2 separate regions of the Mus musculus genome follow, and region 2 is linked to region 1. The links are chromatin contacts, found by Hi-C or POLR2A ChIA-PET in ENCODE. All regions are on one chromosome and are shown on one strand. Each heading gives the region's core, a stretch centred on a gene start or an enhancer-like site at or near the end of the contact. The rest is flanking DNA. Distances are from core to core; before and after follow the strand shown.

What was found. Hi-C counts contacts between places; a loop is a spot of excess contacts on that map. ChIA-PET counts read pairs that join two places held with the same protein, here RNA polymerase II (POLR2A).
Region 2: POLR2A ChIA-PET joins it to region 1 with 10 read pairs in embryonic stem cell. The contact joins the enhancer-like site here to the promoter of Adamts8 in region 1. A Hi-C loop is called at or near these places in 1 of 37 maps with a recorded cell type or tissue (heart). POLR2A ChIA-PET finds 5 or more read pairs at or near these places in 4 of 5 experiments (Patski and embryonic stem cell).

Annotation. Positions count from the first base shown.
Region 1 is chr9:30,940,977-30,944,580 of GRCm38, forward strand. It overlaps Adamts8 (a disintegrin-like and metallopeptidase (reprolysin type) with thrombospondin type 1 motif, 8), which reads left to right and starts at 1,586. Exons shown (of 9, transcript NM_013906.3): 1 at 1,586-2,625. The coding sequence starts at 1,861.
Region 2 is chr9:31,009,869-31,013,472 of GRCm38, forward strand. No RefSeq gene overlaps it. Among named protein-coding and RNA genes, the nearest start is that of Gm29724, 8.0 kb to the left of the region's middle. Within about 2 kb of position 1,908, at least 1 of the 3 ENCODE cell types and tissues checked has a DNase peak (open chromatin) inside an H3K27ac peak, as active enhancers do; it is heart, where a contact is called at or near this core.

The sequences.
Region 1 (3,604 bases), core at 336-2,835:
CAGCCTGGGCTATGCAGTGAGTCCCTGTTTCAAGAAAGAAAAGAACAACAACCAGGAAAAAAGAAAAAGGAAAAGGATACACTGGAAAATACTGAACAAGGAACTTAATGGCTAAGACCAGTAATTGAAATGTCACCACAGCCCTGAGGCAAAAGGGATTGCTCATTTAACCGTACAGGTCACACTGTCCCAGGGATATTAAACTGTTGAGGGATGAGCATCTTGTTCATTTTTGGTAGAAAACAGAGATGCTTTCCATTCCCCTGCCTCTAGGAGTGTTTTACCCAAACTTCCAATTCTCTATACAGCAAAGGAAGGAGATTCAACCACTCCTTTGCAGTCCTATAAAAGTGGAGAGAGCTTGCGGTGCTGGGGCCTTTCCTTAGGTTCTGTAGTGACACAAGTTAATTTAAGAGACTCCTCTTTGTAGGTAACAAGTCCCAAGGAGTCTTTTGCATAGGCCAATCCTTCACAGCTACAGAAATGGATTGGATCGGCCAAACGAAGTAAGAATGACTCAACTGTAGGCACCCTCACATAAGCAAAGAGCTGCGTAGTTGGGGGTAGGTGAGCTGCCAAATGCTGTATCCTCCATGATTGTCTCAGAAAAGACACAGGGCGAGGGGCTAGGACTTGTTCTGGTACTGAGAGAACGTTGATTCTGAATCCAATCTAGACCTGCACCGGTAATACTAGAGTGGATACAAAGATTGTGGTTTGTGGTCTTAAGACGGTCATCACTCTTGCTGGATCCCACTCTCTTCTGTAGGAAGGTGGCAGAGTGAATTATCTCCCCACATATTTAGATGTATTTGGAGCTGTGGGCAATACAGTATAAGGGACCTGGCCACCTTTCCCCGTGTCAGCAAGGCAACTGGCAGAGCTGTGCATCAGAAGACAGACTGGTGAAGTACTTCCTCCCATAGGAAACGAGAAATGTAGTGGTATTGAATCCATTTTACTTTCCTGGTAGTAGCCTCTCACTACCCCCACTATGCTCAGAAGCAAGCAACAAAACAACCTTGACCAGGTGGCATTTTTAAAGTTCTGAAGTGCTCCTAATGGACAGCGTGATTCCAGTATGACTTTCCTACCTCTCACTTTGTATTTGACCATTAAAGGCTTTGGAACCTTCCCACAAACCTCTTTTAACACTGCCAGGTTTGTACAAAAATCTGCATACTGTCTCTGAGGCCAGAGCAGGGTGTGTCTGTCCCCAGCACCTGGCTCTTGCACAAGAAGAAGCCAGTGTCTCTCCCATCTAGGACTCGCCTTCAGGGGGACTGTCCAGCATTACAGGAATTGGCATGGGTCTTCACGTAGTCACGTAAAAAGGAAAAAAAAAAAAAAAGCTGTAGTTGACACTTAACTACTTAACTATCGGGAGGGGCTCACTGACTCCTGATTGGTTTTACATTTCATCCCTTTTTTTTCCCCTCCTCTCCTTTTCTGTTTCTGTCTCTGACCCCAGGGGAGGGGAAACGGGAATAGTGAGCGATCAAAAATAAACCTCTTATGTCAAAGCCGGGAAGGAAGTATAAATACGAAGGGCTCGGCAGCCCACTCGGTGTTTCCCGAGGAAGGAGGCGACTGCACGGGACGCCGCGGAGGACGCGCGCTCGCGGCCCGGGGCGCCAGCTGCTCGAGTTCTGCTAGGTTGGCTGGCGCAGGAGGAGCGGGCTGCGCGATCCAGAGGGGCCGCCAGGGGACCGCCGCGCCTGCTGCCGCTAGCCGAGTCGGCCTCCCCATCCGATTGATCATTTTTCCTGGACAGAGCGGCCCGGCCGCCTCGGGCCACCAGCACCTGCCCGCGCGCGGCGATCTTCTTCCCTCTCCCGCGCTCCGCAGCACTCTGCCCCCATGCTCCGCGACCCCACCACCACCGGGTGGCCGCCCCTCCTGCTGCTGCTATTGCAGCTGCCGCCGCCGCCACTCGTCTGCGGCGCCCCGGCGGGGCCGGGAACCGGGGCGCAGGCCTCGGAGCTAGTGGTGCCCACGCGGTTGCCCGGCAGCGCGAGCGAGCTCGCCTTCCACCTGTCCGCCTTCGGCCAGGGCTTCGTGCTGCGCCTGGCGCCTGACGCCAGCTTCCTGGCGCCGGAATTCAAGATCGAGCGCCTCGGGGGCTCGAGCGCGGCGGCCGGGGGCGAGCCGGGACTGCGTGGCTGCTTCTTCTCTGGCACAGTGAATGGAGAACGGGAGTCGCTGGCGGCGATGAGCCTGTGTCGCGGGCTGAGCGGCTCGTTCTTGCTGGCAGGCGAGGAGTTCACCATCCAGCCACAGGGCGCTGGGGACTCCCTGGACCAGCCTCATCGCCTGCAGCGCTGGGGGCCGGGACAGCGCCGCGAAGACCCCGGGCTCGCTGCCGCCGAAGTTTTCCCCCTCCCTCAAGGACTGGAGTGGGAGGTGGAGATGGGTAATGGGCAGGGACAGGAGAGAAGTGACAACGAAGAGGACAGGAAGCAGGACAAGGAGGGGTTGCTCAAAGAGACAGAAGACTCCCGCAAAGTGCCACCACCCTTCGGATCCAAAACTAGAAGCAAGAGGTTTGTGTCCGAGGCTCGCTTCGTGGAAACACTTCTGGTGGCTGATGCGTCCATGGCTGCCTTCTATGGGACCGACCTGCAGGTAGGACCTTCCGCAGACCCTGACTAACAGTCTATTGCCTCTCGATGGTTTTCAATTCTTCCCTTCCCACGGGGGGGGGGGGATCCCTCGCGCTCCCAAGCCCAACCCCAAAGGGGACTTTCTTCTTTCTGAGAAACAGCAGTAACTCCATTAGCTTCTGCCTTCCCGGCTTCCTACTTCCCAATCCCTAAATCCCTTCCAATTTACAGTAGAGGCGCTGGCTCTGTCTCTTCCCAGCATCCTGAGTCTTCCACAGTTCCCAGGCACCTGCTTCTCCCAAAGGGAGATTAAAAACTGCTAAAGAGCCCTGTCCTTCCTGGTCCTGCTTCCCGCAATTCTCTACTATCTGAGACTCTCTGAGACTTCCTAGGAGAGGAAGCTGGGCTGGGACAAGGTAGCTGGGACTGTCTTTGGGTACAGAACTGAGGTTCCTGTAAGTAAAAGTCGTTAGAGGGAACCGGACCTGGAAAGAGACTGTCCAACTTCTGTATGCCCAGCTGGTTCTGATCAAGGGGCATGGGCTACCTTGCCAACCTGGCGCTCAACCCCGGCAGAACTTGGCAGTGCCAACATCCAGCTCAAGAAGGAAGGAGAACAGAATTTCTGCCTGGGGGCTCAGCCCAGAAAACTGAAGTTTCAGTGAGAAAGGGGAGGGAGCAGGGCTGAAGGGTGAACTTTGTCATTTACTGTATTCAAAGGAACCAGGGCTGAGGTTGGTCCACCCGGTGGCCACCCTCAGCCCAGAATCAGCTTCCAACTGACCTAGGCAGAAAAATTGAGTTCAAGACATTATTGCTAGTAGCTGAGCATTCTTTACTACATGCAGTTGGTGCTGACTCAGCAAGAAGTGCTCCCAATCCCTCCCTCAAGATAGGGCAAAGATCTTACCAGAAGCAGAAAGGATAAGGGTCCCATTTTCTAGAATAGACAGAACCATAAACATTAGCTCAGCTAGAGGAAACTGACCTGTCCAGAGATC
Region 2 (3,604 bases), core at 658-3,157, 69 kb after region 1:
ATACAGTTGAGAAAGGTTGGTGGGAAAGACTCAGAAGCCTGGTGAGTAGTTAGATTTAGGCGGTGGTGTAAGACTCTGGGGAGCCTTAGCTTACCAGGGACCTCCTGAGTGAGCCACATGGAGCTGATGCAAAAAGCAACAGGAATTTATTGTTCCATTGCACTGGGGTCACCCCAGACCTGAAGGAGAGGCCATGACCCTCTGGTGCCCGGTCAGGAAATTTTTATATGGTTTCCAGGGGCCGAACAGAGCATCAGCAACTAGGCACAGTATGACTGGTGGAACAGTGCACCCTTTAAATTGATTGGTCTTTAGGGAATGTGATGGCAAAAATTTCCCTTGTCTGAAGGTCAGCAACAGTCCATCTGGCAGAATGAAGGTAGGTTCCCACCCTGTGGTCTGAGGAATGTTAATTAGCCTCTCCCTTCAGTACGGGCAATTGTTTTATGACCTTCCCAAAGTTCCTGAGCTAAGGGAAGGATCTGGGAGTAATACAGTCAAGAAAGGTTGATGGGAAAGACCCAGAAGCCTAGTGAGCAGTTAGATTTAGGTGATGGGAACACTTGGCTTTCTAGCTAATGGAGGAATAACTCACTGAAATGAGAAACTTAGAAGGAAATTGGGTCTAGTGTAGAGAGATAAGAGCTCTGGTAGAAGCACTCGGAAGGCAGAGGCAGAGGCAGGTGGATTTCTGAGTTCGAGGCCAGTCTGGTCTACAGGACAGCCAGGGCTATACAGAGAAACCCTGTCTTGAAAAACAAAAAACAAAACAAAAAACAAAAAAATAGTAGAATGTATTGACAGTGGTGGCGGGGTGTGGGGCATGAGGTGGGGCATGAGGTGGGAGGTGGGAGCAGATGGTTATTTGGGGTGGAGTTTGGGAAATGCATGGTATGCAGAGAGATTGGAAAGCCCACTGGACAGATAGGAGAAATAGCTTGAAGTTTAAGGGAATAAACATCTAAATGTAATATTCTATAATTAGAAATAAATATAATTCTTCCACCGGGTAATTTAAGCAAGAGAACAGCTCCTCTAAGTGACATCAAAATCAAACCATATGGGCCATTGCCCGCTCAGCTTTGCATATAATAAGCTGATGAGAATAAATCAACTGAAGCTAAGTGTGGACACGTTCCAACTGGTTTTCATCCTGAAGCAAAAAGATGTTTCCTCTGTGACAAACCAAAATCCTAAATTCTTTATATTTAAGATCAATCTTTTTGGAAATCTTGTTTACAGAAAAGAACTAAGAAACAAAAGCAATAAAGCAAGCACTGCTCTGTTCTACTCTTTTATCATGAGGGAACTCATTACCAATTTCCTATATCTTGCCCTCCACACCAGACTGAAATCCTTCCTATCCAGTCAGTCAGTTCTATCCTGATTCCTGAGGAACTGGATCGTACTCATGCTGGGTGTGGTGGCGGGTGCCTTTAATCCCAGTACTCAGGAGGCAGGTAGATCTCTGGGAGTCTGGACCAGTCTAACATACACAGTGAGTTCCAGGGTATCCAGTGCTACAAAGAGAGAGCCTGTCTCAAGTGAAAGGGGGTATGGGAGAGAAAGAATTCTTATGCATCAGATGTCAATACCTTCAATGTCACTGCTGTCTTGGGCTTTCTCCCATTCATCATTTGGAGACATTGACACTGTATTCACAGATACACTAATTCTGTAGCAGCCTAATTTAGTCAAGGTTCTCCAGGGAGACAGAACCCAAAGGATATACATGTAGCCAGAGAGATATTTATGTTAAAGAGTCAGCTCACATAAGTGTGGAGGCTGTCACGTCTAAAATCTGTTGGGCAGACCAGCAGGCAGGATTTCTGTGTTGCAGTCTTGGAGAGGAATTTCTTCCCCTTCAGGAAATGTGGTTTTATCCCTGGAGGCCTTCCTCCTAGTTAGCTTCAGCTGTCAACTTGACACTGTCCAGGGTTATCTGAGTCAGTCCCAGCTGAGGGATAGCCTGGATTCTACTGGCCTGTGAACACCACTGTGAGGCATTTTCTTGATTGCTAACTGATATAGAAAGGTCCACCCCATTGTGGGTGGATCCATCCCTAGGCAATGGATCCTGAACTGTACAAAAAAGGTCTGTCTCCTAGTGCTGGGTTATAGGTATAGCCATGCCAAGCTTTTCCTGTTTTAATCAACTATATAAATATAGGATCTGGTGAGATGGCCCAGTCAGTAAAATGTTTGTTTACAAGCACGAGGACCTGAATTTGGATCCTACATAAAAATCTGTATATGTCTGTAACTGTGGTGGTGGGGAAGAGCAAAGAAAGGCAGATCCCTGCATGTCCATGGCTAGCCAGCCAGCCTAGTCTATCTGTAAACAGGTTTAGTAAGAGACCCTGACTTAAAAAAAAAAAAAAAAAAGTGGAGGGCTCGGAGATAGCTAAGTGGGTCAGAGAACTTGTTTTTCAAACATGAAGATCCGAATTCAAATCTACTGCACCCATATAAAAGCTTGGCATGGCTGTGAGTACCTGAAACCCCAGCACTAGGGAACAGAGACAGGGGGATCCTGAGAGCTCACTGGTCAGACAACATGCGTTAGCAAGAGACTGTATCTCAGGCAAAATGTAGGGGACAGTAGAGGAAGATGCCCAGTGTCCTCTACATTCATGCATAGAGATACATGTTTCCACACAGTCACAAGCAAGTACCACACACACACACACACACACACACACACACACACACACACACACATACACCAGAACATTAATTAAGGTAGAGAACAGAGGAAGGCACCTGATATTAACCTCCAGCTTACAGCCACATCCACACACACGTGGACGCACATACTGCACACACAGAAAACATAAATAAAAGATTCCACTGTGACTGTTCAGTGGACCCGAGCATTTGTGGCATGTCCTACTTAGCTTTCATTCTCAACCTGACAGCCTATAGTTATCTGAAAGGAAAGCCCAGGTTGAGGAACTGCCTAGGTCTGGTTGCCTGTGGGCATGGGATGGTCTCCGGATTGTTAACTGATGCAAGAGGGCTAGGCTCGGTGTTAAGTGGTGTCATCCAAGGGCAGGTGGTCCTGGGCTGGATAAAAAGGGGGTAGCTAATCATGACCCTGGGTGGGAGCAAGCAGCAGAATTCCTCAGTGGTTTCTGCTTCAAGATCCTGCCTTGACTTCCCTCAGTGAACTGTGACCTGGAAATGTACCAAATCTTTCCCTCCCCTAAGTTGCTTTTGGTTGGAGTGCTTTATTACAGCAGTGAAAGGAGACTAGAACATAAATGTGAGGGCCTGAGCTCAAACACCCAGAACACAGGAAAAGCTGGATGTGCAGGGCGTGGTGGCGCACGCCTTTAATCACAGCACTTGAGAGGCAGAGGCAGAGGCAGGCGGATTTCTGAGTTTGAGGCCAGCCTGGTCTACAAAGTGAGTTCCAGGACAGCCAGGGCTACACAGAGAAACCCTGTCTGGAAAAACAAAAACAAAAAAAAAAAAAAAAAAACAGACAAACAAACAAAAAGCTGGATGCATAAAGGAAGCATAGGTTAGCCCAGCACTTCTGTGGGGAGATGGGAGGCAGAGACGGGCCTGGAGGCTTTCGAGTCAAATAGGTATTTGCAGA